Regions from separate parts of the Homo sapiens genome. Here region 1 is linked to region 2. A link is an interaction called in ENCODE POLR2A ChIA-PET data of the cell type or tissue named here. Cell type or tissue: Panc1. All regions are shown on one strand. Links, peaks and the distances in the headings refer to the core of each region. The heading gives the core; the rest is flanking DNA. Region 1 overlaps RAB27A (RAB27A, member RAS oncogene family). Region 2 overlaps CCPG1 (cell cycle progression 1).

The links. Peaks named below come from ENCODE experiments on the same cell type or tissue, not always from the same donor. Only the 100,000 strongest peaks of a DNase experiment are listed, where the experiment ranks them.
Region 1: POLR2A ChIA-PET joins it to region 2 with 12 read pairs; 10 of 35 experiments call an interaction of 5 or more read pairs at or near these places.

What each region holds. Positions count from the first base shown.
Region 1 is chr15:55,265,609-55,282,312 of GRCh38, reverse strand. It overlaps RAB27A (RAB27A, member RAS oncogene family), which reads left to right. Exons shown (of 7, transcript NM_183235.3): 2 at 12,029-12,148. Among named protein-coding and RNA genes, the nearest start is that of RAB27A, 16 kb to the left of the region's middle. RefSeq lists an enhancer at 2,328-2,622. In Panc1, for the core only: no CTCF peak of the experiment used is centred there; no DNase peak of the experiment used is centred there.
Region 2 is chr15:55,391,908-55,406,484 of GRCh38, reverse strand. The region is part of intron 1 of CCPG1 (cell cycle progression 1); the gene reads left to right. The region is part of intron 8 of DNAAF4-CCPG1 (DNAAF4-CCPG1 readthrough (NMD candidate)); the gene reads left to right. Among named protein-coding and RNA genes, the nearest start is that of CCPG1, 9.2 kb to the left of the region's middle. RefSeq lists an enhancer at 2,640-2,934. In Panc1, for the core only: no CTCF peak of the experiment used is centred there; no DNase peak of the experiment used is centred there; H3K27ac peaks cover 2,230 bases.

The sequences.
Region 1 (16,704 bases), core at 3,981-11,980, 130 kb after region 2:
TGGCAGGGATGGTTCCAGAAGCCTGGTCTGATGGTTTCCTGGTGTGTTCTTTTTATGTTCTTATTCTAATACTTCTTGATTGGAACCAGTTGTACTGTGGACAATCCAAAATTCTATGTGTTGTTCAAAAGAAGTGACATCTAGATGGAACTTTGCTAACACCCAGAGTCTCTTCCTTGAACTCCTCTGAAATACATTAGGAGGTGAAACAAGTATATTATGATTTCCCTATGTTAAAGCAGTGCAGAAATATCCAAGTGCCTGCTCTGTGCCAGCTGCTGGTTAAAGGCCTGTACTGCTACTTTTCTGTTCCAATTCTTGCCCCTCCCTGCCATAGCCCATTCTTCACACAAAGCCAGTGATGTCCCAAAAAAGGAACTCACACTCTTGAGGAGCATGAGACAAAATTTTAAAAAATTAAAGGAATTCAATTCATATCCTTCTGCTTAAAATCCCTTAGTTGCTTTCATTGTAATAGGTATAAGATCCAAATATGTACCTGTGGTCTGTAAGGGCCTCTGGTTTCTTTTTTTTTCCTTCTCTTTTCCTTTCCTACCTTCCTTCCTCCCTTCCATTCCCCCTTCCCTTCTCCCTTCCTTCCCTTCCTTTCTCTTCTTCCTTCCCTTCCCTTCTTTCTTGTCTTTGTCACCCAGCTCACTGCAACCTCAACATCCTGGGCTCAAGTGGATCCTCCTGCTTCAGCCTCCTAAGTAACTAGGACCACAGGAGCATGTCACCATGCTGGGCTAATTTTTGTATTTTTAATAGAGATGGGGTTTTACTATGTTGGCCAGGCTGGTCTCGAACTCCTGACCTCAAGTGATCTGCCTGCCTTGGCCTCCCAAAGTGCTGAGATTACAGGCATGAACCACTGTGCCTATCCTGGACTTTATTTTTTAAATGAAACCAGAATGCCAGTTTATTGATATATGAGAAATGGAACTGCTAAGCAGAGTAGATTCCTTTTTTTGAGGACAGTGTATGCTTCCTTTCGGAAGAATAGCCAGGTGAAGCAAATATAAAAGGAGAAGGCTACTTATACTGGCTAAGTATAGACTCAGGACCCAGTGAATTGGAAATCAAAAAGACCCAAGAGCTTTAATGCTGGAGAAAGATTACCATGTTAATGCTTCCTCAAAACTGGCTATACATGAAAATGGCACAGGGAGCTTTTGTTTAAAACATGCTCACAAAAGAGTGTAAATTGATTCAACCATTGTGGAAGACAGTGTGGCGATTCCTCAAGGATCTAGAACTAGAATTACCATTTGACCCAGCAATCCCATTACTGGGTATATGCCCAAAGGATTATAAATCATGCTACTATAGAGACACATGCACACGTATGTTTATTGCAGCACTATTCACAATAGCAAAGACTTGGAACTAACACAAATGTCCATCAATGATAGACTGGATTAAGAAAATGTGGCACATATACACCATGGAATACTATGCAGCCATAAAAAAGGATGAGTTCATGTCCTTTGCAAGGACATGGATGAAGCTGGAAACCATCATTCTCAGCAAACTATCTCAAGGACAGAAAACCAAACACCACATGTTCTGACTCATAGGTGGGAACTGAACAATGAGATCACTTGGATACAGGAAGGGGAACATCACACACCGGGGCCTCTCAGGGGGTGGGGACTGGGGGAGGGATAGCATTAGGAGAAATACCTAATGTAAATTATGAGTTGATGGGTGCAGCAAACCAACATGGCACCTGTATACCTATGTATCAAGCCTGCACATTGTGCACATGTACCCTAGAACTTAAAGTATATATATATATATATATATATAAACCATACCCACAAGAAACAACAACACATTTTTCAGTCTCTCCTTTGGTGATTCTAATTTATTAGGTTTGTGGCTAGGGCTTGGGAATCTATGTTTTATTTTAAATACTGCTCTAGTGATTGTTGGTGGACAACCTGGTTTGGGAACCAGTGTCTAGCTCACCTTTACTCCCAGCCTGAGTAAACTCAGGCTGGAAGAGATCATATGTCTCATGCAGAGTCACACAGCAAGTGAGTGGGAAGATAGAACTCAAATCTCCCTGTCCTCTCTATGCATTGTTCAAACAACATAGTAAGATTCTCAGGGACAGAGGCAGCACAGCCTCGGAAATTGTTGGTTTCTTAGTTTTTTTCTCTATTTACATGAAACTAACCAGTCTAGTGTCAAACAGGAAATATACACAGCATAGTTTTTCTTTTTTTATTGCAAAGTGTCAGATTAGGACCAGTAACATCAGCACCACCTGGGAACATAGAAATGCAGATTTTCAGCCCCACTCCAGACCTACTGAATCTGAAACTCTGGTGGGGCCTAGAGTCTGTGTTTTAAAACCATCTAGGTGACTCTGATGCACCCCGAAGCTTGAGAACCACTGTCTACAAGTACATTTCATGACTCAATCGCTGGTTAAGGCTGCTGACCTCGGCCTTTGTAGTTGATGAGTCATTAACATTGAGGCCTTAACTTTCCTGGCCATCTGCTTTCCTTGGTGATATTTATTCAAAACAGGTGACATTTATTCAAAAACTATTGTTGTAAGTCTTCATTAGAATGCCATACACAAGCGAGGGAATGGACTTTTATTGAGCACCTGCTGTATGTGAGACACTGTGTGTGAGGCTATTACTTATTTCATTTGATTCTCACAACCACCTTGCTAGGTCAGTATTATTATCCCTATTTTACAGATTTGGTATCTGAGGCTAGTAGAAGTTAAATATGATCTTGATGTACAGGCTATTTGCCTAACTGTAGTTGTACATTTTTGCCATCTGTTGTCTCCCTAGAACAGTGGCTTACAAACTTGATTGTGTATAACCAGAAAGCCCCTGGGAAGCTTGATATAAATGCAGATTCCCTAGGCCTCCCTTGCAGAGATCCTAATTCAGAGGCCTGAATGGGACCCAGAATTTTGGATTTTCATCACATATCCTAGGTGATTCTGCTGCCAGTCCTGGATCCATTTTCACCTGCCCTAATTGGTTGACCAGTTGCCCCTCAAGGCTTCTCTGAGGTTCTGTGTTGTCCTGTGTTTTGTGGTCACAGGCCTCGGACACTGGGTGGAGAAGAAATAGAAGAGTATGGGAGGACAGGCCATGGGGGCCTTTATTAAGAGTCTTATCTGCCTGGCTCTTTCTGCTGTCTCTACTGCTTCTTAGAGGGTTCCTAGGCCATATTTTGGCTTTGAGTAACTTGTGATTCTTTCCATTATCTATCCCAAAGTTTGGAACTGTTCTTTTAGCAACTGTGCCCTTTTGTCTGTGGGGTGCATAGATGTGAGCAATTTCCTTCAGGCTGTAATTAATAAATGTGGAGTAGGGAGTTGCTTCAGCTTTTGAGTTCAGAAATGGTATTTCATCCGTTTGGTGATACAAGCCCTTATTTTTCAGGGATAGAATTGACATAATTAGTGAATGACTTGGCTTAGAACTTAGAACTTAGAAATGCAGATTTTTCAGCCCCATGTCAACGTACTGAATTCACTAAATAATTAGAAGACTGGGCCAGGTGCGGTGGCTCACGCCTGTAATCCCAGCACTTTGGGAGGCTGAGGCGGGCAGATCACGAGGTCAGGAGATCGAGACCATCCTGGCTAACATGGTGAAACCCTGTCTCTACTAAAAATACAAAAAATTAGCCAGACGTGGTGGCGGGCGCCTATAGTCCCAGCTACTTGGGAGGCTGAGGCAGGCGAATGGCGTGAACCCAGGAGGTGGAGCTTGCAGTGAGCTGAGATCGTGCCACTGCACTCCAGCCTGGGTGGCAGAGTGAGACTCCCTCTCAAAAAAAAAAAAAAAAAATAATAATGATTAGAAGACTGAATAATCTGGTGCTATTATGAAGGAAAAAAGTGAAATGGAAATTAAAAACAAATTTCAGATATGATGCCTCTTCTTTGTGAGGTGGCAGGCTGATTTCTGTTCACAAGTTTAGAAGCGGCTACTGACATAAATACCCCAGGGCTCCCATAGTGTAAAAGAGTCATTTCTATGAAAATATAGTGGAAACCTGCCAGGCTTTTGTCCAGTAGAGAAATCAGAAATGTTGAACTATTAAATTTCTTTAATATGTTTTAGTCCCTGAAACAAAATGTGTGTTACAAAATGGGAAGGAAATTCACAAAAGCAAACATTGCAGCTTCCTGAAGTCCACTATATATAAAGCAAATTACAGGTTATGTTTCTAAGAATACTTTCTTTTTCTACCTGATACTAGGGTTGATAATAACAATATGCAAGTGAGTATAATAGCTACAGCTACCATATGTGTCAAGAGTTATACAAACATTTTCTCATTTAATCCTCAACAATCTTTCAAAGCAGATATTATCTTTCATTTTACAGATGATGAAACAGGTTGAAGAAGATGAAGTAACTTGCCCAATGCTGGGATATGGTTTCCCGGGATGCATGACTTTCAGTGCTATAACTCAGTCCCCACTAAACTGGGATGGTTGGTCCCACTGAGTGTCACCCAGCCTACTGACCCATAGTTGATAGTAAGGCCAAACGGTTCTGAGTTGGACAAATGGTTAATGTATTGAAAATTGCCAACCTGCATCACAGAGCAACTTTCAGAACATTTTTTGGTGCCCATTTTTCTTCATTTTACACACAGTTCTAATAAGCTTGGTTATTTGGTTTCCAGGTGCCTTGTCAATTAAAAACAGTGCATCGGAAGGGGTAGGGGTTGTCCCAGGAAGGCACACTGATTACTGTGGTGAGGGATAGCTGCCTGACAGCAAAGGTGAGGGGAGGGAGAAGGAAATATAAATTAACAAAAGACACGAAATAAATACAGCAGTCAGGAGCCATTTATTATGGAGACAAACAGGCTGGTCTCGAACTCCTGGCCTCAAGTGACCTGCCCGCCTCTGCCTCCCAAAGTTCTGGGATTACAAGTATGAGCCATCGTGCCCTGCCAAATTTACCAAAGTTATACGTGGACGTTGTTTTACAAGGGCTGTTACAAAAAACCAGTAGACGCCTCTCCCCCAGCCCATTTCCTGCTCTCCAGAGTTAACCACTGAAGTCTTGCAGTAGTTTATACATCTAGTCTCTAAATGACACATTTATATTTCTGTGGTCAGTTTTTCAGTTTTAGTCATTATCTATTGATACTTTATTACAGAAGTAGAGAATTTAGCTCATTGCTCCATCCACCCCTGCCACAAGTATACCATTTTCATCTCCTCTTTCTTACCTGAGTTTGTTCATTTGTTCCTACGTTTGTTTGTTCATTCTTTCCTTCCCCTACTTAACAATTTATTTTTAAAAAAACTACTTTATGGGAGGTATTATTGACAGATAAAAAGTCTGTACATATTTAATGTATACATCTTGATGAATTTGGGGATAATTATTCACCCATGAAACCATCGCCACCATCAAGGCCATAAATGTATCCATCACCTCCCAAGGTTTTATCCTGCCTGTTTTATTATTATTGCATTTTTGTGTGTGTGTGGTAAGAACAATTAACACTGGATCTATCTTCTTAGCAGATTTTCAGTATATAATACAGTATTATTAGCTATAGACACTATACTGTATAATAGCTTTTCAGAACTTATTTATTTTGCATAACTGAAACTTGTTCTCTTTAACTATGACCTTCCCATTTCCCCCTCCTCCCAGTCCCTGGCAACCATCATTCTGCTCTCTGCTTCTGGGAGTTTGAGTTACTTTTTTTTAAATTAAAATTTTTTCTTTTAGAAACAAGATCTTACTCCGCTGCCCGGGCTGGAGTGCAGTGACGTGATCATAGCTCACTGCAGCCTTGAAGTCATAGGCTCAAGCAATTGTCGCGCCTCAGCCTCTTGAGTAGCTGGGGCTACAGGAGTGGCCACCATGCTTGGAGAGTTTGACATTTTAGATTCTATATATTAAATATATGGGAGATCACATAGTATTTTTCTTTATGTGTCTGGCTTATTTAACTTAGTATAATATCTTCCACCTATCTGTATTGTCACAGGTGGCAGGATTTATTTCTTTTTTAAGGCTGAATACTTTTTCATTGTATGTATAGACCACATTTTCTTCATTCATTCATTGTCAGTGGACATTGAGGTTGTTTCTAAGTCTTGGCTATTGTGAATAATGCTGCAGTGAACATGGGAGTACAGATATCACTTAGAAATCCTGATTTCAATTCTTTCAGATGTATTATACCCAGAAGTAGGATTGCCAAATCCTATGGTATTCTATTTAAAAAATTTTTGAAAACATTTTTTTAAAGAAGCTCCATAATGTTTTCCATAGTGGCTGTACCAATTTGTATTCCCACCAACAGCGTACAAGGTTCCCTTTTCTCCACATCCTTGCCAACACTTATCTCTTGTTTTTTTTTTTTTTTTTTTTTTAATTAGCCATCCTAGCAGATGTGAGGTAATCAAAATCATTGTGGTTTTGATTTGCATTTCTCTGCTGATTAGTGATGTCGAGCACTTTTTCATATACTTGTTGACCATTTTTAATGTATTCTTTGAAAAAATGTCTATTCAGGTCTTTCGCCCATTAAATTTTTTTTTCTTTTGGGGGTTGTTTTTTTGGTATTCAGTAGTATGAGGTTCTTGTATATTTTGGATATTAACCCCTGATCAGATTTACCTTTTTTTCCCTTCTATAGGTTGCCTTTTCTTTCTTTCTTTTTTTTTGAGGTGGAGTGTCATTCTGTCACCTGGCTGGAGTTCAATGGCACAACCTCTGCTCACTGCAACCTCTGCCTCCAGGCTCAAGTGATTCTCGTGCCTCAGCCTCCCGAGTAGCCAGGATTACAGGTGCCCACCACCGTGCCCAGCTAATTTTTGTATTTTTAGTAGAGATGGGGTTTTGCCATGTTGGTCAGGCTGGTTTCAAACTCCTGCCCTCAAGTGATCTGCCCTCTTTGGGTTCCCAAACTGCTGGGATTATAGGTGTGAGCCACCATGCCCGGCCAGTTGCCTTTCCATTTTGTTGTTTCCTTTGCTGTGCAGCAGCTTTAGTTTGATGTAATCCCACTTTTTTTTGTCTTTTTTTTTTTGTTGTTGTTAGATGGAGTCTCACTCTGTCACCCAGGCTGGAGTGCAATGGAGCAATCTCGACTCACTGCAACCTCTGCCTCCTGGGTTCAAGTGATTCTCCTGCCTCATCCTCCCAAGTAGCTGGGATTACAGGTGTGCACCACCATGCCCCAGTTAATGTTTGTATTTTTAGTGGAGACGGGCTTTTACCATGTTGGCCAGGCTGGTCTTGAACTCGTGACCTCAAGTGATCCACCTACTTTGGCCTTCCAAAGTCCTGGGATTACAGGCGTGAGCCACTGCGCCCGACTGGATTATTTAGAGTATCTCTTATTATTCTTTGTACCTCTGTGGTATCAGTTGTAACACCTCTTATTTCATTTATAATTTTATTTATTTGAGTTTTTACTCTTTTTTTTAGACTAGCTAAAGTTTTGTCTGTCTCTCTCTATACATATATATATATATATATATATATATATATAATTTATTTATTTTTTTAAGGACGGATTCTTGCTGTGTCACCCAGGCTGGAGTGCAGTGGTGCAATCTCAGCTCACTGCAACTTCTGCTTCCCAGGTTCAAGTGATTCTCCTGCTTCAGCCTCCCAAGCAGCTGGGATTACAGGCACCTGCCACCACGCCTGGCTAATTTTTGTGTTTTTAATAGAAACGGGGTTTTGCCATGTTGGTCAGGCTGGTCTCAAACTCCTGACCTCAGGTTATACGCACGCCTTGGCCTCCCAAAGTGCTGGGATTACAGGCATGAACCACCGCACCCAGCCAGTTTTGTCAATTTTGTTTATTTTTTCAAAAAACAGTCTTAGTTTTATTCATCTTTTCTTTCTTTTCTGTTTTTTTGGTCTCTATTTCATTTTGGCTCCAATTTTTATTATTTCATTCTTTCTTCTAATTTTGGGCTTAGTTTGTTACCTTTTTTCTAGTTTGTTGCAGTATAAACTTAGGTTGTTTACTGGAGATCTTTCTTTTTTCTTAATGGAGGCATTTATCGCTGTAAACTTCCCTCTTAAAACTGCTTCTCCTGAATCCCCTAAAATTTTGATGTGTTGTATTCTATTTTCATGTATCTCAAGATTTAAAAAAAATTCCTTTTGATTTTATTTGGCCCATTGGCTGTTCAGGATTATGTTACTAAATTTCCACAGATTTGTGAATTTTTCAGTTTTCTTCCTGTTATTGATTTCTAGTTACATATCGGTGTGGTCAGAAAAGATAATTAATATGATTTCGATCGTCTTAAATTTGTTGAGACTTGTTTTGTGGCCTACTGTATGTTCTATCCGGAAGAATATTCCACGTGCGCTTGAGAAGAATGTATATTCTCCTCTAGTTGGATAGAAAGTTCTGTATGTGCCTGTTAATTCCATTTGTTCTATAATGTTGTTCAGATCTGCCATTTCCTTATTGATTTTCTATCTGGATGATCTGTTCATTGTTGAAAACAGGGTATTCAAATCCCTTACTATTATTGTATGGTTATCTATTTCTCTTTTCAGTTTGGTTAATATTTGCTTTATATATTTAGGTGCTTTGATGTTGGGTGCCTACATGTTTACAACTGTTATATCTGCTTGATGAATTCACCTCCTTGTCACCACATAACTACCTTCTTAGTCTCTTGGGACTGTTTTTTACTTGAAGTCTATTCTGATATAAGTATAGTCACCCCTGCTTTCTTTTGGTTTCCATTTGCATGAAATATTTTTTTCCATCCCTTTACTTCCAGTCTGTCTGCCCTTAAATCTAAAGCAACTCTCTTTCAGGCAGCAAATAATTGTATCTTATTTTTTATATATATTCTGTCATTCTATGTCTTTTATTTTTTATTTTTATTTTTATTTTTTTTTTTTTGAGATGGAGTCTCGCTCTGTCGCCCAGGCTGGAGTGCAGTGGCGCGATCTTGGCTCACTGCAACCTCCGCCTCCCGGGTTCAAGCAATTCTCATGCCTCAGCCTCCCTAGTAGCTGGGATCACAGGTGCCCTCCACCATGCCTGGCTAATTTTTTTGTATTTTTAGTAGAGATGGAGTTTCACCACATTGGCTAGGCTGGTTTTGAACTTCTGACCTCAAGTGATCTGCCCGCCTTGGCCTCCCAAAGTGCTAGGATTACAGGCTTGAGCCACCGTGCCCAACCTCTATGTCTTTCAGTTGGAGAATGTAATACATTTACATTTAAAGTAATTATCGATAGATAGGGACTTACTATGCCATTTTGTTCATTATTTTCTATTTGGTAGTTCGTTCTTTCTTTTCTTCTTCTCTTGGTGTGCTGAGCTGCTTTTTAAGCAGATGACCACCATTCTGTCTGTTTTGAGTCCCTATGTTACTGTCCCCCAAATTCCAGAAGTTTTGGGGTTCTGAATCCCTGAGACTTTCTGGAGATTCTGTGATGAGTTCCTTCTTGGATTTCCCTACTGGCAGATAAAGAGTCAGCTTTCCGAGGTCTGCTAATCAGTTACCTCTAGTCCATCTACTCTGTAGCTTCTACCATTTTGTTGCTTCCACTACCTGATCTTTGTCCTTGTGAGTTTATGTCTAAAAGAAATAAAACATTCTTTATTGCTATATTAGTGAGATTTTGGGAGGCAGCAGAACCACATGTACATGTTGAGCATGCCATCTTTATTCTGAAGTCTGAAAGATATTTTAGAAAGCTTTCAATACAAAAGCATCCAAAAAAGGTTTTGTTGCTTTAAGCAGACTATGAAAATTGGTATTGTCATAATTTTACTTGCTATTCAAATTATAGTTCCAGAGTTAGGAATGTTAGTATTACCTGGGCATCACCTGGGTGCTTACTAGGAGAAATACAGACTCCTGAGCCCCCTACAGGATTTTTTTTGTTTGTTTTTGTTTTTTTGAGACGGAGTCTCACTCTGTCACCCAAGCTGGAGTGCATTGGTGCGATCTCGGCCCACTGCAAGCTCCGCCTCCCGGGTTCACGGCATTCTCCTGCCTCAGCCTCCCGGGTAGCTGGGACTACAGGCGCCCGCCACCACACCTGGCTAATTTTTTTGTATTTTTAGTAGAGACGGGGTTTCACCGTGTTAGCCAGGATGGTCTCGATCTCCCCCTACAGGAATATTGAATCAGAATTAGCATTTTGAAAGATCCCTAGGAGATTCCTATATATCCTGATGGTTGAGAAGTGCTAATATGAACTTGTAATTAAAGGAAGCTAACTCTAATGAATTTTAATCTGGGATTTAAAAATCTGGATACATTTTCTTACTAAATTGTTCTCAAAATTCTCGAGGTTGCTGTGTGATATAAAAAAGAAAGAGGTGCATTTTCATGAGATTTTCGTCAGGTGTGAAACGAAAATTCCATTTCATTTACCATGAGAAGAGATGTCAGACTGGTTGTGCTCAGACTTTTCTTAGTTGCCCACAGTTCTTGAGGCCGGTGGTGGTTTTTTTAGATTGGACAGATTGAGTCTTCAGTCACACGTTGAGCTGCCATAATGAAAGCGTAGCTTCTCCTAGAGGCAAGGGATAGATTGATTAGTTCTATGTCCGACATTTCACCCAATAATTCATAAGTGCTCAATAAGTGATTGTGGGGTGAATGAACAAAAAACAAGATACAACCCCTGTCTTCAAGATTGTCACAAAGCAACAGCAAAGACCAAGAAATAAATTGAATAATTAGCATACAGGGGTGACCATTTCTAGAAACAGTAAGCACAGGGAAGGTGTATCCAGCTCAGCATTGCTGGCACAAGGAGCCAAGGAGCTGATTCTCTTAGTGAACAGAACTTGGTGGATTTACAGCAGCAGCTCTCACACTTTAGTGTGTATCAGAATCACCTGGAGTGCTTGTTGAACCACAGACACCTGTGCCCTATCCTCAGAATTTCTGATTCAGCTGGGTGGGCCCAAGAATGTGCAAATCTAATAAGTTCCTAGAAGATGCTATAATACTGGTCTTGGAACCACAGTTTGAGAACCACTTAACTTAGCGAATTATAAAACGTACTGATGGCTGGACTCTAGCAGCTTATAGGAAGGAGGCGGTGATACTGAAGGCAGAAGCTTAAGGAGCAGGGATTTTATTGTGGAGATTGTGGGGAGCCATTAACAGGAGAGTGATGGACTCTCATTTGCCTTTTGGAAAGATCACTTTGGGTGTGGTGTGGAGGATGGATCAGAGTCAAGAATACGTGGGGACCAGAAAACCAAATAAGTGGTTTATTATAGCCATCTAAGAAATAATAAAAACTTGGAGTAGGAGCAAGAAGATGAATATCCTTAGGACTTGGTGGCCAATTGGAAGTGGGAGGGGCAGAGAGGGAGGAGTTAATGAGAGCCATCAGATTTCTGGCTGTGTTGGGATTGTGTGATTCAAGACACAGGAAGAGAAGTGGGTTTGAAGCAAGGTTGTGGAGAAAAGCAAAGGAGGTGAGTACGGGACATGCTGGATTTGAGATGCCAGCAAGATATCTGGGTGGACTCCCTTGTAGGCAGTTTTACTTATGAAATTGGAGGCCAGCTGCAAGGTCTGGTAAGTAATCTAGCCCCATCCCTCCTGCCACTTCCATTTGATCCCCCATATTGTTTGTTTGGATCAGGCATTGTATTTGTAAGCAACAATATGAATATAACCTTTAAGGGCCTTGAGAATACAAGGCACTTTCTCAAGAAAACAAATGTTCTACTGTTTTGATTCACGGGGTAGGTGGGCGGAAGAAAGAGCTGAAGTGCAGAGTCTTCTAACACCAGAAGAGGTTAATAAAGCCGCCCTCTGAGTGGCCAGTCGAACTGGAACTTGGTAAGCTTGAAAGGGGCAAAAATCACTTGACTGGTCTGCAGTGCCATATGACAAACAGCTGAGACTAATTAGCTGGATTGTGGGTTTTTACAGCGATGCCTGTTTTGAAAGTTGATGGAGCGAACTGCTTTTCCAAAGACTCTTTTGAAAAACTTTTTAAGTAGGCCATTCTGACTTTAACATTTCTCTTTGTCTTAACATTAGACAAAAAGTAACCTTCCTGAAGAGGACATGTGATTGGAAGTTGTCAATTGTTGAAGCATTGGTAACTCCAGTCTCTAACGTTTTAGAAAATCATAACAAGCGGTTCTCTACCCTGTAAAGGTATGGTTTTGTATTTATCTTTTTTTTTTTTGGTAGTGGTTTTGAGCTCTGTCATGTCAATTTTCATGCGCTTAAATTATGTGCAATATAACATACAATACCATTGCACGTACTGTTTTTAAACTAAAGACTTAATGATGTCTACTAAATTTCTTGGGATTAGTTTGAAAAGTGCATTTTCAGTGACCACGGAGTGGGTATGAATACTGACCGCATTCTTCCTTTCTTTTCTGTACTTGAATAAAGAAACATAGGTTTTTACTTTCAGGAAATTGTTGAATATGAGAGCTGATTAGGAAATTGAATTATTCTGAGAGTCTTGCTTATCCTCTGAGGGTTGTTTGACAAAAATTCAAGCTTATTGGTGTTTTGTTTTTGATAGTATTAATAGCTTTTGTTTTGTTTTGTTTTGTTTTTTAAATTTGAGACAGAGTCTTGCTCTGTCGCCCAGGCTTGAGTGCAGTGGTACAATCTCGGGTCACTGCAACCTCTGCCTCCCAGGATCAAGTGATTCTCCTGCCTCAGCATCCTGAGTAGCTGGGACCCCACGCTACCATGCCTGGCTAATTTTTGTATTTTTAGTAGAGATGGGGTTTCACCATGTTGGCCAGCCTGCTTTCTAACTCCTGACCTCAAGTGATCTTCCCACCTGGGCCTCCCAAAGTGCTGGGATTACAGGCATGAGCCACCGTGCCCGGCCTAAAAGTGTTAATAGTTTTAATGGAGGAATGTAAGTGTGTGTTTTAGTATAAGGTTTATTTCTTCTGGGAATTAAATCTGCTTTTAAATTAGTGTTAATTCTGTTAGGTTTGATAAGGGTATTGTTATGTAAGGAAATGTCCATATATTTTAGAAATACGAAATGAAGTATGCCGGAGTGAAAGATCTGAGTGGTGAGTGTGATGGGAGATTTCATTATATAATTCTACTTCTGGATATTGTATTAGTTTACTAGAGCTGCCATAACAAAGTACCATAAACTGGGTGGCTTTAAAACTGTGTGATTTCAAAAACAGAAATTTATTGCCTCACAGTTCTGGAGCCTGAAAGTCTAAGATCAAGATGTCAGCGGGGTTGGTCCCTTTTGAGGACTGTGAGGGAGAATCCGTTCCAGGCCTTTCTGCTTAGCTGTGGATGGCTGTCTTCTCCCTATGTCTCTTCATGCCATCCTCCCTGTGTTCATGTCTGTGATCCCAGTTCCTTTCTTGTGAAGAGACCATGAGGGTGGATTAGGACCCACCCTAATGACCTCTTTTTAACTTGATTCCCTCTATAAAGGTCCTAGCTCCAAAAAACATTGTATTCTGAGGTACTGGGAGTTAGGGCTTCAACATGTGAATTTTAGGGGGACACAATTCAATCCATAACCGACATGTCTGAAAAGCTTCTTAATATGACATTTTAAAGATTTGCCTCAAAATGCATGCAGTAAACATTTGTTAAGCCCAGTGCCTGGACTGGGCTGGATTTTGAGTGTGTGAAGATGCATAAGACATGGTTCCTGTCTACTAACCCATGGTTTAATCAAATATAGGGATCTAGCTTTGTGAGTGTGTACGTGTTTACTTATTGCTTCCATTGAGTTGTAGCCACTCTCACACTTGTGTGTCCCTGGGAGCACAATCAGGGTCCTGACACATGGACAGCCTAACCACAAGAGACACCTGGAAGGGTTCCCGTGCTCTGAGCACCCATAAGCATAGATTAAGAGAGTGGAAGGACTTCATATTCACCCAGTCCATTCTTCTCATTTTACAGATGAAGAAATTGAGGCTCAGAAGTGCTAAAGTCATTTGCTAATTTGTATTAGTGCCAAGGCATCCTTCAGAATATCCTGGCTTCCATTCCAGTGTGGTGACCAAACAATACTGTTTTCTTTGCCACAAACTCATGCTTTTCACCTGGGAATGAACCCCAACCCCCATTATCAGAAGTCATTGTGGGAAAGAGCCTTGATAAAAAGCTGACATTCTCTGTCAAGGTTCTTGGATTATAAATACCAAAAAAAAAAAAAAGATGTTTTGGGGATGAGTGTTTATTCATGAGGGCATTTTATCCATAGAATGAAGTTGGATTTAATACATTCCAAAGGAGTTTACCCCCATCTTGGCTGCTCTCTCTGTCTCTTACCACTTTCTCCTTGTCACTTGTTGAAATAGTTAAGTCACAGAGGTATGACCCTGCAGCCATAAGAATACAAACAACCATTTTTCTTCTTTCTTGGTGCTTCTGCTGCCCACAAGACAGGAACTGTGGCAGAAAGGGAACGGTCTGGTGAAATCTTGCTGGCTGGCAGGATGGCGTCACGGCAACTAGGCTGCCTCTCTCTGCGGCTGTTTCAGCTTCCGCCCTCTCTGGACCCTCGGTACCTGAGTGCTCATAGGGGAAACTGTCTTCTTCCTGCCTCCATTTCTGTTTTTCCTCAGTAGGATTAAGGCTTCTTGAGATATCTGCTCATCTTTTGCTATTATTCCTTTCTTCTCCCTTTGAACTTGTTTGATTTAGAGCCAGAGCTCAGGCTATAGCATACGTGATAGCTGATGAGTCATGTGAAGCCCATTAAAAGCAAAAGCTGATTATCACAAGAACCATTATTTATTTGCGCTGTCTATGCAACAGCACATTTTCTTTTGCGCTTCTGGTGTTGCTGCAGCGTGGCTGGGGCCCTGCCCTCTTGGCAGAGCAGAGGTCCTGTGGTGTAGGCTGGGGGGCAGGTAGGGGAAGTGGGTGATGGATGAGATGGGGTGCTGCTTGAGAAATGAGCTATCTTTGCTGCTGCTTCTCTGAAGGCAGAATCTGCTTTGCTCAAACACGGGTATAAATCATCCTTTCAAGAGCTGAGAGCATCCATTTTTGTTTGTTTTTCTTGTTTTCCCCGTTTCATACCCTATCAGGCCTCCTTTCTTGATGACATAGTCTAAGCTGGAATCTTTTAGCTATCTTTTAGCTAGATGGTAAATCCAGCAAATAGCTCAATGATAAGTCCATTCATCCAGCAAACAGTGAATGGATTTGCCATTTTCACACGGAGAAGGCCCAGACCACTTCAAGTTTGTACCTCTGTGGTGTGGCAACTGAGCCAGCCTGTGGACAATCACTGCTTGAAAAATCTCCTTCCTAGTGTCCTTCTTGTATCTGTCTTGCTGCTCCTTACATTTTTGTTCTCTCTTCACTCTAAATGTCCATCTCATTTTTCCCATGGCCTAAGGAAATACTATTATGTTGATGACACTAAAATTCATAGCCATATTCTTCTTGTGAGCCCTAGGTCTGTTTTCCAAATGCAAATTAAACACAACTCCCTTGATGTCCCTCAGACATGAGAGATGTTTAACTGGTTGTGTACCGTACAGTGTAATGTGGTAGTTGAGAGTGTGTCTGAGATCACATCTTGGTTCTGCCATTTCTGGCTGTGTGACCTTGGGCAACTTTATTAACCTTTCTGTGCATTGGTATTTTTCATCTGTAGATTTAGGGACCTTATACGGTTGTTGTGAAGACTAAATGAGTTAGTGCTTTAAAGGATTTAGAATAGTGCTTAGTGTTAGTTATAATAATTATCATCTTCTCAAACCATCTTTTCCTTTTTCAGTTAATGTTATACCATTTATTTACCAAACTAAAAGTTTTGGTTATCTTTAATTTCTATACTAGTCTGTTAAGAAGTTATATTGATTTCTACCTCCTAAATATATCTCAAATTAATCACTTCTTCTTCATCCCTACTGTCACCAACACAATTCAAACCCTCAAAATCTCTCTCCATATGTCTTAACCAGTTCAAACTGTTATAACAAAGTACCATAGACTGGATAGCTTGCAAACAACGGAAATTTATTCCTCATTGTTCTAGAGGCTGAAAGTCTGAGATCAGGGTATCAGCATGCTCAGATTTTGGTGAGAGCTCTCTTCCAGGTTGCAGACACTTGACTTTTCACTGTATTCTCACAAGGCAGAAAGGTAGCTCTCTGGCCTCTTCTTATAGGGGCACTAATCCCCTTCATGAAGGATCTATCCTCAAAACCTAATTACTTCCCAAAGACCTGCCTCCTTATACCATCACATTGGGGATTAGATTTCAACATACAAATTTTGGGGAGACACAAACATTCAGTCGGTAACATTAGAGCCTTCTGATGCTCTGTGTATTTCCAGTCTCCATGTGGCTGCCATAGAGATCTTTCTAAGGCACACATCTCATGGTCCTCTCCTGCATAAAGAGCCCGTGGTGGCCTTCTGTTGCCCAGAGGATAACACACAAACTTTTTAGTGCCATGTCACAGTCCTTTTAGACCCAGGTCTCAAACACTTTCCCATGTTTTCAGCCTCTGTTCTGGATACATTCTCCCCTACCTCCATGCATCCCTTCAGCCACATCCACTGCTGAAGTCCTTTAATGCATCCTAAGTAACCTTAGCCTCTTACACCTTTGCAAGCGCAAACCCTCAAACCCTTACCTGCCCGCATCAGTCAGCCCAAGATGTGTTCCCTCCTGACGGTTCGAAACCTGGTCTTTTTTTTTTTTTTAATTTTGAGCATCAGGCATTCCTTACCAA
Region 2 (14,577 bases), core at 2,382-10,381:
GTGAGATTATCTCAAAAAAACAAAAAAAAAAAAACAAAAAAAAAAAAAGAGAAAAAGAAAGAAAAGAAATAAAGGATATTCACAGTTATAAAAGTGTAGATAGTGAAACTAGAAATGATTTTTCTTGTACTTTCCTGTATTTTTCAAGTTTTCTGTAGAAAAAACTTTTAAAAAAGGATGCAAGTATTAACAGCACTTTGAGAGTTTCTATATCATTTTTTTCACTTTCTAGTGGAAAGCCCCACCCTTATGCAAAAAAAAAAAAAAAGCAGCAATTCCAGTTATGGACTCTATGAACATTACTTTAAAAAGAAAATAAAGGCCTAGAGCAGTGGCTCATGCCTGTAATCCCAGGACTTTGGGAAGCCAAGGCAGGCGGATCACTTGAGGTCAGGACTTCAAGGCCAGCCTGGCCAACGTGGCAAAACCCCGTCTCTACTAAAAATACAAAAATTAGCTGGGCATGGTGGCGGATGCCTGTTATCTCAGCTATTCAGGAGGCTGAGGCAGGAGAATCGCTTGAACCCGGGAGGCAGAAGTTGCAGTGAGCCGAGATCATGCCACTGTACTCTAGCCTGGGTGACAGAGTGAGACTGTCTCAAAAACACCAAATAAGCAACAACAGTAAAAAACACAGGCAAAGTCCCTGTTGCTGCATCTGTAGACTATATGAATTTAAGTGTAAATTATTTGGAGAGTAGGGACAATAAATGAAATAGTTGGACTCGAAGAAAATAACAGATCCGACAATTTGTAGCATTTGTAGATCTCATTTTATTTTTTGGAGATGATGTCTTGCTCTGTCACCTAGTCTGGAGTGCAGTGGCCTGGACACGACTTACTGCAGCCTCCTGGGCTCAAGTGATCCCAACACAGCCTCCCACATAGCTGGGGCTACAGGCACATGTCACCAGGCCTAGGCCTGGCTATTACTTTTTTTGAGACAGAGTCTTGCTCTATTGTATGGTGGTTCAGTCTCGGCTCACTGCAACCTCTGCTTCCTAGTAGCTGGGATTACAGTGTGATTCAAGCTGAGTTCAAGTGTGATTCTCCTGCCTCAGCCTCCCAGTAGCTGTCACATGTCACAGACATGTGACACCATGCCCCACTAAATTTTTTTTTGAGACGGAGTTTCGCTCTTGTTGCCTAGACTGGAGTGCTATGGCAAGATCTCAGCTCACCACAACCTCCGCCTCCTGGTTTCAAGTGGTTCTCCCGCCTCACCCTCCCGAGTAGCTGGGATTACAGGCATGTGCCACCATGCCCGGCTAATTTTGCATTTTTTAGTAGAGACAGAGTTTTTTCCATGTTGGTCAGGCTGGTCTCAAACTCCCGACCTCAGGTGGTCCGCCTGCCTCAGCCTTCTAAAGTGCTGGGATTACAGACGTGACCCACTGCCCCTGACCTAATTTTTGTATTTTTAGTAGAGACTGGGTTTTGCCATGTTAGCCGGGCTGGTCATGAACTCCTGGCCTCAAGTGATCTGTCCGCCTTGGCCTCCCAAAGTGCTGGGATTACAGGCACGTAGCTGGGATTACAGGCACACACCACCATGCCCGGCTAATTTTTGTATTTTTAGTAGAGATGGGGTTTCACCATAATGGCCAGGATGGTCTCGATCTCCTGAATGCGTGATCCGGTTGCCTGGGCCTCCCGAAGTGCTGGCATTACAGGCGTGAGCCACCGCACCTGGCCCTAATTTTAAAATTTTATGTAGAGGCAGGGTCTCGCTATGTTTCCCAGGCTGGTCTCTTTGAACTCCTGGGTTCAAGCGATTTTCCTGCCTTAGCCTCCCAGAGTGCTGGATACAGGCATGAGAGCTCCATGTCTGGCCTGTACATCCCATCTTTTGATCTGGTTTCTTTTCACTTTGTACAGTTAAATCAGAGGTGAAAGTACTTAGCTTTTCTTCACTTAAGCCTGGAAAATCTTAAACTTGTCAACATTGAATCACGTTCAGAACCATGTTTTATATGTCTGATATTTTGGCTTATGTCTATTTTTGTTTTTATTTTTTGTTATGGTTATGTTGGATATGGACTGGTAAGTAGTATAATCAATCATTAGCCCACATTTTGCTTTCTGTTGTAAAGGGCTACATTGTTCTTCCACAGTAATATACAGTACATTTTTCTTTTTTTTGGCTACTATCAGCCCTTAAAAATTAAGGGGGTTTACCTTAACACCAAGTGTCCATTAACACTGGATAAAATATCTATTCTAAAGTGTTTTACAAAAAACACTGGTAACACGTTGTTTTTCAGGTTGTGGTGTTCATACTTTATTTTCTTAGGTTGTCTTCTTTGGAGCTTGCCTACTCCAAATGTCAATTTCTTTTCAATATTTTTTACCTTATAATTTTGTATATTCTGTGTACTGAGTTGGCTCAATATGTTATTAGGCTTTGGGTCTATTCACAGGGCATAAGAAAAATTCATAATTGATTAACATGTCTGATTTACTAACTCATTCCACAGTATTATTGTATGGGTTGTATAATTATATTCTTATGCAAGTTAAAGAAAGACTTTTAAAAATTAGGTGCATATGAACTGCTAAAATCATGGAAGTAGTAGTTTTTGAACATGTTAAGAACATGAACACAGCAGCAAGGCCTGTTAAGTCCAAGGTACTTTAAACAAAAAATGCAGACTCATCTAACAGTGCAGAACTGCTGGAGGCTGAATTATGTTTGTGTTTCTTTGTGGTGAAGATGAGGAAGTTGCAGTATTGTAAGTGATAAAGGATTACATTTTCACAAATTTCCTTCCTGACAGTTCCATAATTGTAACTAGACTAAAACACTTGGTTTCAAAGGTCATTTGCAATGTATTGCATCAGATAAACTTGGCCATATTTTCTCTCAATTTGAGTTCTAAGATGAAATTCAGCCCTATGATATGGGAAGGATTGTAATTAAGTGATAAATAAAGGGATTTTTTCCCCCAAAGGGTATTTAATGTGTGGAAACCTCTTTAAGGGTCTATAGAATTACCTGAGGAAGTATTAGAAAATAAGAAGTGGGAGTTAAGTATTTTTTTCTGTCATCACAGGAAGCCTGAAATCTTTTTTTTTTTTTAAGTACTTATCCAAATCACTATTCTTTTAAAATCTTACAAAATCTTACTTCTGGTTCATATTGCCAGCATGTTGAAATGTAAAAAGAGCATTAGGTTGGAAATCAGAGGATTTTTAATGATGTTGAGGAAGTTATTATTTATAATTTTCTGTTCGTTTTCATTTGGAATTTGTAAATAATAGCAAGCTGCCTTTATGGGGGTATTTGTGAAGATTAAATCAGATATGAAAATGAAATTGCTTTGTAAGTGGTGGAGTTATCTACTCATATGAAGTATTATTGTACTAAGTGCATTTACATAAAGCACTTATATGTTTGAAGTGTGATGCCTTGATGTGATAAATACTTTTTGACTGGGAAGTTTGATGAAGAAAAAAAGTCAAATGGGTTATTCATTTGATTTCTTGGTAGAGATTGGTGGCTTTTTCCAGACTGAAGGAAACCTGGCTCCTCTCCTGACTGTGACTTTGCACTCTGTTGCATCAAATGTCCTGAAACTGCAGTGTACTTCTGTGGTTGAGCTTTTAATTTTGGTTTTGATTTGTTTTAATCTCACTTCTATAAGTGTAAGAATGGTCATCAGTCTAGTTTGACAATAGGAAGTAGCTATTGTTTTTAATATTCTCAAATGGATCTTTAAGTTATTTCATGAACAATGAGACTACATTGAATGTGAAATCTCAGGTCCTCTGAGAAATACATTTCATGTTTAAAGCATTAGTCTTTGAGCCAAAGAAATAATGGAGTTTAGATTTTTCCTTCTGGGGAAGTTATCTCTGGCTATGAGAGGATCTGACCCTTGAGATTAACTTCAAGTTAGGTTGATATATAGAATATTTACGATAAAGAAAAAGTATTTTAGAAACAAGTACATATTGGCTGGGTGTGGTGGCTCATGCCTGTAATCCCAGCACTTTGGAAGGTCGAGGAGAGTGGATCACCTGAGGTCAGGAGTTTGAGACCAGTCTGGCCCAACATGGTGAAACCCCGTCTCTACTAAAAATACAAAAATTAGCCTGACTTGGTGGTGTGTACCTGTAGTCCCAATTACTCAGGAGGCTGAGGTGGGAGGATCGCTTGAGCCAAGGAGTTTGAGGTTACAGTGAGCTGTGATGGTGCCACTGTACTCCCGCCTGGGTGAGTGACAGAGCGAGATCCTGTCTCTAAAAATAAAGCTATAATAAAGACATTAACAAATAAAATTGGAGCTATTTATCAAAACTTTGAACTTAATACTAATTAATAAAGTAGCTCAAGGAAAAAAGTAAGTAGTGTAAGCTACCATTAGGCAAATTATGCTGAGAAGTATAGTAAGTGCTATAGATTCAGGGGAAAATGAAATCTGTATGTCAGAAACAGTGATCTAGGAAAATTTCATGGGAGAAGACAGCTTTAAATACAGAAATCAGAATGAAGGAAGAAAAGCATTTCAGGAAGTGAAGACATGGAGTTAGGGTTGTCCATTTTGTGTTCAGAAGACAGCAATTAAATTACTTCAGCCATATGACGAGGAAAGCTAATCAGATTAGTTGCAAATTAGGTGAGAACCAGATAGTGGGAGTTTTTCAGTGTCACACTAAGGAGTGTGTCTTTATTGTACAGAATACTTACTCTTAAAGTTGGGCAGACTCTGAGTGGGAAGAAAAATATTTTAGCACTGGGTATAAGTGTATGTAACCTGCAGTCTCTTTCATCTTTGCCTCTATGTTTATAGGGTAGTAGTGGTTTTTTTTTTTTTTTGAGACGGAGTTTCATTCTTACGCCCAGGCTGGAGTGAAATGGCGTGGTCTCGGCTCACTGCAACCTCCACCTCCTGGTTCAAGTGATTCTCCTGCCTCAGCCTCCCGAATAGCTGGGATTACAGGCATGGGCCACCATGCCTGGCTAATTTTTGTATTTTTAGTAGAGACGGAGTTTCGCCATATTGGCCAGGCTAGTCTTGAACTCCTGACCTCAGGTGATTCACCCGCCTCGGCCTCCCAAAATGCTGGGATTATAGGCATGAGCCACTGCGCCCAGCAGTAGTGTGTTTTTAGGGAGGGACAGGGAAGGTTGAAAAATGGCACTGTAGAAAGCCATCAGTACCATAGCAATTAAACCAGCGTTGTAGTGGTTCAGGAATAGAAAATAGATCAGTGGAACAGAATAGAGAACACAGAAATGGATTAATAAATGTGTGGGACTTTATATGACAAAAGGTGGCATTTCAAATTATAGAAAAAGTGTGGAATATTCAATATTTGGTTTAATTTCCACTTCACACCAAAAGAAAAAAAATCCAAATGCATGAATTAAACAGCTAAATGTAAAAGCCAAAAACTGTGGAAGTATTAGTAGAAAATACAGGAGAATAATTTTATAGTCTTGGGAGCAGGAAAAACTTTCTAAAACAAGATACAAAATCTAGATACTATAAAGGACACCCTGTTTTCCAGCCTCTACATTGACTGTATAAAATTTGAAACATAATAAAGATACTTTAAAAATGTTTGAGGCATGCTAGAACATTAATTCATGACCCAACTTATAAGGAACTACAAATCAGTAATGACAATCTAATAGGAAAGTGAACATATGAATATAGATGCTTCACAGAAAAGGAGATGAGGATAGCCAGTAAACACAAGATGCACAGCCCCACTGAAGTCTTCCTGGAAGTGCAGATTAAGGAATTTATTATTTTGCTCATGAGATGAGCGGAAATTAAAGATGGTTGTTACTCTGTTGGTGGGATTGTGGAGAAATAGGTACTTTCATATGTTGTTGGCAGCAACTTTGTACTACCTTTGGGAGAGCAATTTAGCAATATCTATAATTTTTTTTGTTTGTTTTGTTTTGTTTTTGTTTTTTTGAGATGGAGTTTCACTGGAGTGTGCCTGGCCTTTTTAATTTATTTTTGAGATGGAGTCTGGCTCTGTAACCCAGGCCTTAGTGCAGTGGTGTGATCTCGGCTCACTGCAACCCCCACCTCCTGGGCTCAAGCGATTCTTCTGCCTCAGCCTCCCAAGTAGCTGGGATTACAGGCACGCACCATCATGCCTGGCTAATTTTTCTATTTTAGTACAGGTGGGGTTTCACCATGTTGACCAGGCTGGTCTCGAACTCATGACCTCGTGATCCGCCCACTTCGGCCTCCCAAAGTGCTGGGATTACAGGTGTGACTCACCACCCCTGGCCTTTTTTTTTTTTTTTTTTTTTTTTTGAGGTAGAGTATCTTGTCCAGGCTGGAGTGCAGTGGTATTATCTCGGCTCAGTGCAACCTCCACTTCCTGGGTTCAAGCAGCAATTCTTGTGCCTCAGCCTCCCGAGTAGCTGGGATTAAAGGCTCCTGCCACTATGTGGGCCTAGCTAATTTTTTTGTATTTTTAGTAGAGATGGGGTTTTGCCACGGGCCAGGCTGGTCTCAAGTGATCCTCCCAAAGTGCTGGGATTATAGGTGTGAGCCACCACGCCCTACTAATTTGTTGTATTTTTAGTAGAGATGGGTCTTCACCATGTTGCCCAGGCTGGTCTCAAACTCGTGAGTTCAAGCGATTTGCCTGCCTTGGCCTCCCAAAGTATTGGAATTACAGACGTGAGCCAACGGGCCCGGCCTGTGGCTTTTCGTGGAGTTCTTAGAACGTAAGTTTTCTGTGCTGTTGTGCCTTCTACTTTCTCTACCTTTTGGAATGTCTTCACTTTCCAGTCCCTTTTACCTAGATAATTTGAATTACTCTCTGAAGGCTCAACCTACTTTTCATGAGTTACAGATATTTGCTTCTTAAGGATCTTTTTTTATCAGTTTCATTTTGATATTTTAGATGTGAATTCAATTTGGTTGACAGAGTCTTGCTCTGTCACCCAGGCTGGAGTGCAGTGGCACAATCTTGGCTCACTTTAATCTCTGCCTCCTGGATTCAAGCCATTCTTCTGCCTCAGCCTCCCAAGTAGCTGGGACTACAGGTGCCCACCACCATGCCCGGCTAGTTTTTTTTTTTTTTTTTTTTTTGTATTTTTAGTGGAGATGAGGTTTGCACCATGTTGGCCAGGCTAATCTGGAACTGTACCCGACCTGACAGTTGATCTTTTTAATATTTAGCTTAGCTTATCTCTAGGTGTTTCATCCATAGAACTAAATCTCAGTTGTGTTCAGGTACAAAAAAGATGGAAAACTACTCATTCATTCTTCAGAACTGTTTTCAGGACTTCAAGGAGGCCTTCCCTAACCACCCTATTTAACATTCCAGTTCTTGCACCATCCCCACCCCTACTCTGCCCTCACTTTTTTCTCCATGGCACTGGGCACCAGCTGGCTAACTCTGTCTTCAAAAAGTACTTTTCTTTGGGGGAGGTTTTTCTTTTGTTTTTGTTTTCTTTCTTTCAGTCCTGTATCTTCAGCACTTAGAAGAGTTCATGGCACACAGTAGGTACTCAATAAGCATATGTTGAAAGAATGAATGCAGTTTCATGTTCCGGATGAGGATAGGCTCATTTAAAATATTTTCATATGTTTATTAGACAAAAAGTAGCCTTCAAAAAAGTTTTCATGCTGGGCGCAGTGGCTCACACCTGTAATCCCAGCACTTTGGGAGGCCAAGGCAGGCGGATCATGAGGTCAAGAGATCGAGACCATCCTGGCCAACATGGTGAAACCGCATCTCTACTAAAAATACAAAAATTAGCTCGGCATGGTGGTGCGCACCTGTAATCCCAGTTACTTGGGAGGCTGAGGCAGGAGAATCTCTTGAACCCGGAAAGCAGAGGTTGCAGTGAGCCGAGATCGCGCCACTGCTCTCCAGCCTGGAGACAGAGTGAGACTCTGTCTCAAAAAAAAAAAAGTTTTCATTAGTTGGGATCTTGTATCCTCTTCCCTTTCTCAAGTGATGTGTTTTAAAGCAGACATTTTCATATCCTTTGGCGGAGGTGAAAGACCCAGACCTTTTGAAAAGTATTTTACAAATACGTTCTTGAAAGCACTCCAGACTGACTCGCTTATCTTTGGTCACATGACAGTACAGCTGCACTTTGAGGCCTTTGCCTATAGCCTATTGGTTGCCTTACTTCGGAATTGTAGACGTGTGGGAGAATAATGCTCCCATTCTTCTCCATCTTATCTAGTTCTAGAAGATATAATGGTAATGGAAACCTCACCTTTTTCATAGTAAAATGTAGCTACCCAGGAATGATGAGGGGCACCATCATATCAGGTAATATTCATTCCAGTTATATTTTATGAGGTAAAATTGATACTGTTGTTGTGTTGTTCTTACAGATTTTGACAGGCTCCACCAAAGTGTTTTTAAATGACTTATTTAGCCTCTAACTCTCCCCTGAATTCAGTCTCCAGACGCCTACTTTATGTTTCCTCTTGGATGTGATAATAACTATCTCAGATTTAAAATGCCCCAAACCAATTTGCTGGTTTCCTTTTCTTCTTCTTTTTTTTTCTTGAGATGGAGTCTTGTTCTGTCTCCCAGGCTGGAGTGCCGTGGCATAGTCTCGGCTCACTGCAACCTCCACCTCCCGAGTTCAGGCGATTCTCCTGCCTCAGCCTCCCGAGTAGCTGGGACTACAGGCATCCACCAGACCACCTGGCCAATTTTTGTATTTTTAATAGAGACAGGGTTTCACCATGTTGGTCAGGCTGGTCATGAACTCCTTACGTCAAGTGATCTGCCCACCTCGGCCTCCCAAAGTGCTGGGATTACAGGTGTGAGCCACCATGCCCGGCCCAATTTACTGATTTTCTTCTCATAACCTGCTCTTTTTGAAGTCTTTCTGCCTCAGTAGCTATTCCATTCTAGTACTCGGTGAGGCCAGGAGTCATCCTTTATACCCCATATTCAATACATCAGGAAGTCCTGTTGGCTGCTGTACCTTTGAAATCCGTGTATAATCTGTCCATTTCTCACTGTCTTCACTGCCACCATTCTAGTCCAAACCACCATCATGTCTCACCTGGATTATCATAGTAGCCATGCAAATGAACTTCTTGCTTCTGCCTTTGCTCCCCCACAATGCTGTCCCAGTAGGTAGCCAGAGTGATCTTTTATTCCTTTTCTCAAAACGCTTCTGTGACTTTTAGTTCTCAGAGTGTAAAGCTAAAACGCTTTTTAAAAGGAGTCTTAGGATCTGTAAGCCCTACTCAGTCTGTCCCCTTGCCACCACTCTGTTTATTATCTTGTGGGTTTTTTTTTTTGTTTGTTTTTTTTTGAGACGGAGTCTCGCTCTGTCGCCCAGGCTGGAGTGCAGTGGCGCCATCTCGGCTCACTGCAAGCTCCGCCTCCCGGGTTCACGCCATTCTACTGCCTCAGCGTCCGAAGTAGCTGGAACTACAGGCGCCCGCTACCACGCCCGGCTAATCGCCCGGCTAATTTTTTGTGTTTTTTTGTAGAGACAGAGTTTCACTGTGTTAGCCAGGATGGTCTCGATCTCCTGACCTCGTGATCCGCCCACCTCGGCCTGGAGTGCTGGGATTACAGGCGTGAGCCACCGCGCCCGGCTTATCTTGTGTTTAATCTTTTCCTCCTCTCTCCTGCTAGGCGATCCACACAGGCCTCCTTGCTGTTTCTCAGAGGTAGAGCTCTGATCTCAGCTTTATAGCTACTATTTCTTAAATGCTCTTCCTCCAGTTAACTGTATATAATGGTGCCTCACTCATTCAAATCTTTGCTCACATATACTTCAGCAATGAAGCTTGCCCTGACCATCGTTTTTAGAGTTAAGCTTCTCTATCCCAGCATAAATCTATCCCAGAATAAATCTCCTCAAATATTTTACAGGGTTTGACTGTTTTTGTCGACATAAGTCTAAGGTTTTTGACCTGAATGTGTGGTGACTCTTGCTTGTAATGGCTGTATTGTTTTTGGCTACTGCAATTCTGTGAGTTAGCAGAAATAGGAGCAGCAGGAAGATGATTTCAGTATTGTAGCTGTTGTGTGTTAAACACTTGAGAAACCTGCAAGGGGACATCAAAAGCAATTGGAAATATATGACTAGAGATCGAGTTAAAGAAACTACTCTGAGGAATAAAAGGAAGCCTGAGCCTAAACAGAGCTTCAAGTTTATTGTCTTCACAAAGTATTCTTCTTTTTATAACCGTATGATTTCTTAGCCTTTGTAACTGTCCTGTAAATTCTGCTTATTTCTAAATTACTATTAGTAAAGCTCTTAAAATGGGGAGGGTTTATACATTTACCAATGGTCAGATTAATGGGAGAGGAAGCTCATGGATTTCTCCAGAATTTTGAGTTCTTTTTTTTTTTTTTTTTTGGAGGTGGAGTCTTGCTCTGTTGCCCAGGCTGGAGTGCAGTGGTGCGATCTTGGCTCACTGCAACCTCCACCTCCTGGTTTCAAGCAATTCTCCTGACTCAGGCTCCTGAGTAGCTGAGACTACAGGCGCACGCCAGCATGCCCGACTAATTTTTGTATTTTTAGTAGAGATGGGGTTTCACTATGTTGGCCAGGTTGGTCTTTAACTCCTGACCTCCTGATCTGCCTGCCTTGGCCTCCCAAAGTGCTGGGATTACAGGTGTGAGCCACCGCACCCAGCCTAATTTTGAGTTCTGTAAAGAACAATTAACTGCACTATCACCCAGACGTGGTTACCTTTCTTGTTTATTGATTGCTTAATATGTATTTAGCATTCATTCAATATGTGTTGGGAATACATTATAGGCTGGTAAACAAGCAATTACAGCACAATATTCTATATTAAGTGCCAGATGCAGAAAATAATAAGAGTCTTAGGGATGGGGTCAAGGGATGGTTCTCAAAGGAAATGAACCGTTAGCTGAGACAAGCAGAGGAGTTTCGGTGGAGGTAAAGGGGATGGGCAACTGATCAGAATATGTAAAGCCCTGGAGTAAAGACAAAGCCAAGCATTTTGAGGGGAACTGAGAAGGTTGGGCAAAGCGGGAATGAATTAAAAGAGATGAGAGCTAGAGATAAAATACTTGATATTCAAGGCTTTGGGGCATTATCTTGAAGAAAATCTTAACATTTTAAAGGAATTACATAATGAGATTATCATTTGAAGATCTCTAGCTATAATGGGGAGGTTCAAACTGCCAGGGGGCTTTCATATTCACTGTGTCTAGGATAGGGCTTAAAAAGTTACTTTTTTTTTTTTCCTTTGATTGTAGTACACGCCCAACATTTTGAGAACAGTTGAATTAATAGGGTTCTTTAGTAAGCCTGTTAGTTTTGCTTATCCAAATTGTCATGGTGGTGTTAGGGCCAGCGGGAAATCTTTTTCTCTTTTGGGCTGGATGGTGTTACCAAAACACCAGGGGTTTGGTCTAGGTCCTGCTGCTTGCCGCACAGAAAGCCAATCACAGAGACGGGTATTGCCAGGGAAGAAGGCTTTAATTGGGTGCTGCAGCCAAGGACATGGGAGATCAGTCTCAAATCCATCTCAGTCTCAAATCCATCTCTGACTGACTAAAATTAGAGGTCTATATAGCAGAGAAGAAATGTAACCATGTGTGGGCAAACAGGAATTAGAGAGGGGTGAGGAAGAGAAGTTGGTCAACAGGCAGCAGGTGGTCAGTTAAGCAATCATGCAGGCTCTGGCTTCTCATTGTCCAGTTGCAGTGATCTGTTAAGTAAGTTTCAGCTTCTTAATACTATCTAGGAGGCCTGATGGTTTGTTTCCTAAGAAAGGAGCTTAGATAACACAAATAGAACTTTCTCAAGTTTTAAGACTGTGAGGATCAATTTCTGTATTTATTCAGAGAAACCATAAAGATCAGTTCTGTGGGATAATTGGCTGGTTTCAATGTTATCTTTCCTTGAAGGAAGTAAACAAAGCATTAAACTGGGGCCTGATTAAAGTGGGCTTATTGATTTGAGAAATTCAAGTATGGTAAGTTGTCCCAAGTCAGTAATGTATTTTACTTTTTTTTGTAATCTGTTAGAAGATGGGAGCAGGCAAAGGGAAGGAGGGAAGCTTTCACACAGTGGAGAAAGAATGCTTTTTAGGCTTCAGCCAGTTTTTCTTATCACAAAGCCCTCACCTACTTCTTGTTTCATATAGAATTCTTCCAGTTACCCAGTCACTTAAACCAGAAACCTGTGAGCTATCCTACACTTTCTCCCTTATATAGTTGGTTATTCAGTCCTTTAATAAAATAATCTTTAGGCTGTGTACAGTGGCTCACACCTGTAATCCCAGCACTTTGGGAGGCCGAGGTGGGTGGATCACTTGAGCCCAGAAGTTTGAGACCAGCCTACCAAACTAGCAAGACCCCGACTCTTAAAAAGAAATTAGCTGGGCAGGGTGGCACATACCTGTATAGTCCTAGCTACTTGGGAGGCTGAGATGGGAGCATCTACTTGAACCTGGGAGTTTGAGGCTGTGTTACTGGTGGAGGGTGTCCAGGTTCTTGGCATCTTGAACAAAGAACTGGACAAAACACACAGACAAAGCAAGGAAGGGATGAAGTCAGAGATTTATTGAAAATGAAAGTACACTCCACAGTGTGGTGGCGGGCCCTAGCGTAGGGGCTCAAGGGCACCGTTATAGAATTTGTGGGGGTTTCAATACCCTCTAGAGGCTTCCATTGGTTACTTGGTGTATACCCTATGTGAATGGAGAGGTGAAGTAAAGTTACAAAGTCATTTACTTGGTGTATGCCCTATGGAGAGGATATTTCCTGTCATAGCTGAAGTGTGAATCGGCCTAATGTTCCCTGCCTCCAGACCCTATTTTCCCATCTCAGCAAGCCGTGTTCATACTACTGTACTCCAGCCTGAGTGACAGAGTGAGACCTTGCATCCAAATAATGATAAAAATAATAAAATAACCTTTCATGTCTTCTCAGATCTCTTCAAAACCCTTCCCGCTATCTTCTAAACCCTTTCCCTCATCAACACTGGTTAAGTTCAGATGCTCATATTTTTCATGGAATATTATGTTGCTTCCTTGCATCCCACAGGTCTAGGGTTGTTGAGTTGCTTCCCTATCTTGAAAAAAAACATTTTTTTGAGACAGGGTCTTGCTCTGTTACCCAGGCTGGAGTGCAGTCATGCAGTCATAGCTCACTGCAACTTTGAACTCCTGAGCTCAAATGATCCTCCTGCCTCGGCTTCCCAAGTAGCTAGGACAACAGGTGTGGGCCACCATGTCCTGCTGATTAAAAAATTTTTTTTGGTAGAGATGGGGAGTCTCACTATGTTGCCCAGCCTGGTCTTGAACGCCTGGCCTCAAGTGATCCTCCCACCTCAGCCTCCGAAAGTGCTGTTACAGGTGCAAGCCGCCACTCTTGGCCCTGCCATCTTAATATATGCTATTTAATTTAATTAATTAATTTATTTATTTTGAGACGGAGTTTCCCTCTTGTTGCCCAGGCTGGAGTGCAATGGCGCCATCTTGGCTCACCGCAACATCCGCCTCCTGGGTTCAAGCAATTCTCCTGCCTCAGCCTCTCGAGTAGCTGGGATTACAGGTGCTTGCCACCATGCCCGGCTAATTTTTTGTATTTTTAGTAGAGACAGGGTTTCATCATCTTTGCCAGGCTGGTGTTGAACTCCTGCCCTTATGATCTACCCGCCTTGGCCTCCCAAAGTGCTGGGATTATAGGCGTGAGCCACTGCACCTGGCCAAATCTGACCAGATACAACCGCTTATGCCTGTCATCCTAGTACTTTGAGAGGCCAAGAAAGGTGGATCACTTGAGCTCAGGAGTGTGAAACCAACCTGGGCAACATGGCAAAACCCTGTCTTTACAAAAAATACAAATATTAGGCATGGTGGCGCACACCTGTAGTTCCAGCTACTCAGGAGGCTGAGGTGGGAGGGTAGCTTGAGCCTGGGAGGTCAAGGCTGCAATGAACTGTGTTCATGTCACTGCCCTCCAGCCTGGGTGACAAAGCGAAATCCTGTCTCAAAAATTAAAAAAAAAATCATGGCCAGGTGCGGTGGCTTCATGCTTGTAATCCCAGCACTTTGGGAGGCTGAGTTGGGTGGATCATGATGTCAGGAGATGGAGAATCTCCTGGCCTTTAGTAGAGATGGTGAAACCCCGTCTCTACTAAAAGTACAAAAATTAGCTGGGCATGGTGGCGCGTGCCTGTAATCCCCGCTACTCGGGAGGCTGAGGCAGGAGAATCGCTTGAACCAGGGAGTCAGAGGTTGTGGTGAGCCGAGATGACGCCACTGCACTCCAGCCTGGTGACAGAGTGAGACTCCGTCTCAAAAAAAAAAAAAAAAAAAATCAAATCTGATCTTTTAAACTATATTTGTACTAGATTGTCTTTTTTATTTTTTATTTTTTTAAAGAACTTTCATATTCTTTTACATTTTTCTGCCTTTGTTTTTCCTGTGTGATGCTTTTTCCTTTTTCACTGGGACATCTTTCCTTGTCATCAGATCTTTTGATTTTTTTTTTTTTTTTTTAGGAATCAGAAATCGTTTTGTTTGTTTTTTGCAATGTTGCCCAGGCTGATCTTGAACTCTTGGACTTGAGCGGTCCTTCCGTCTTGGCCTCTCCGTGTTGGGGTTACAGACGTGAGCTACC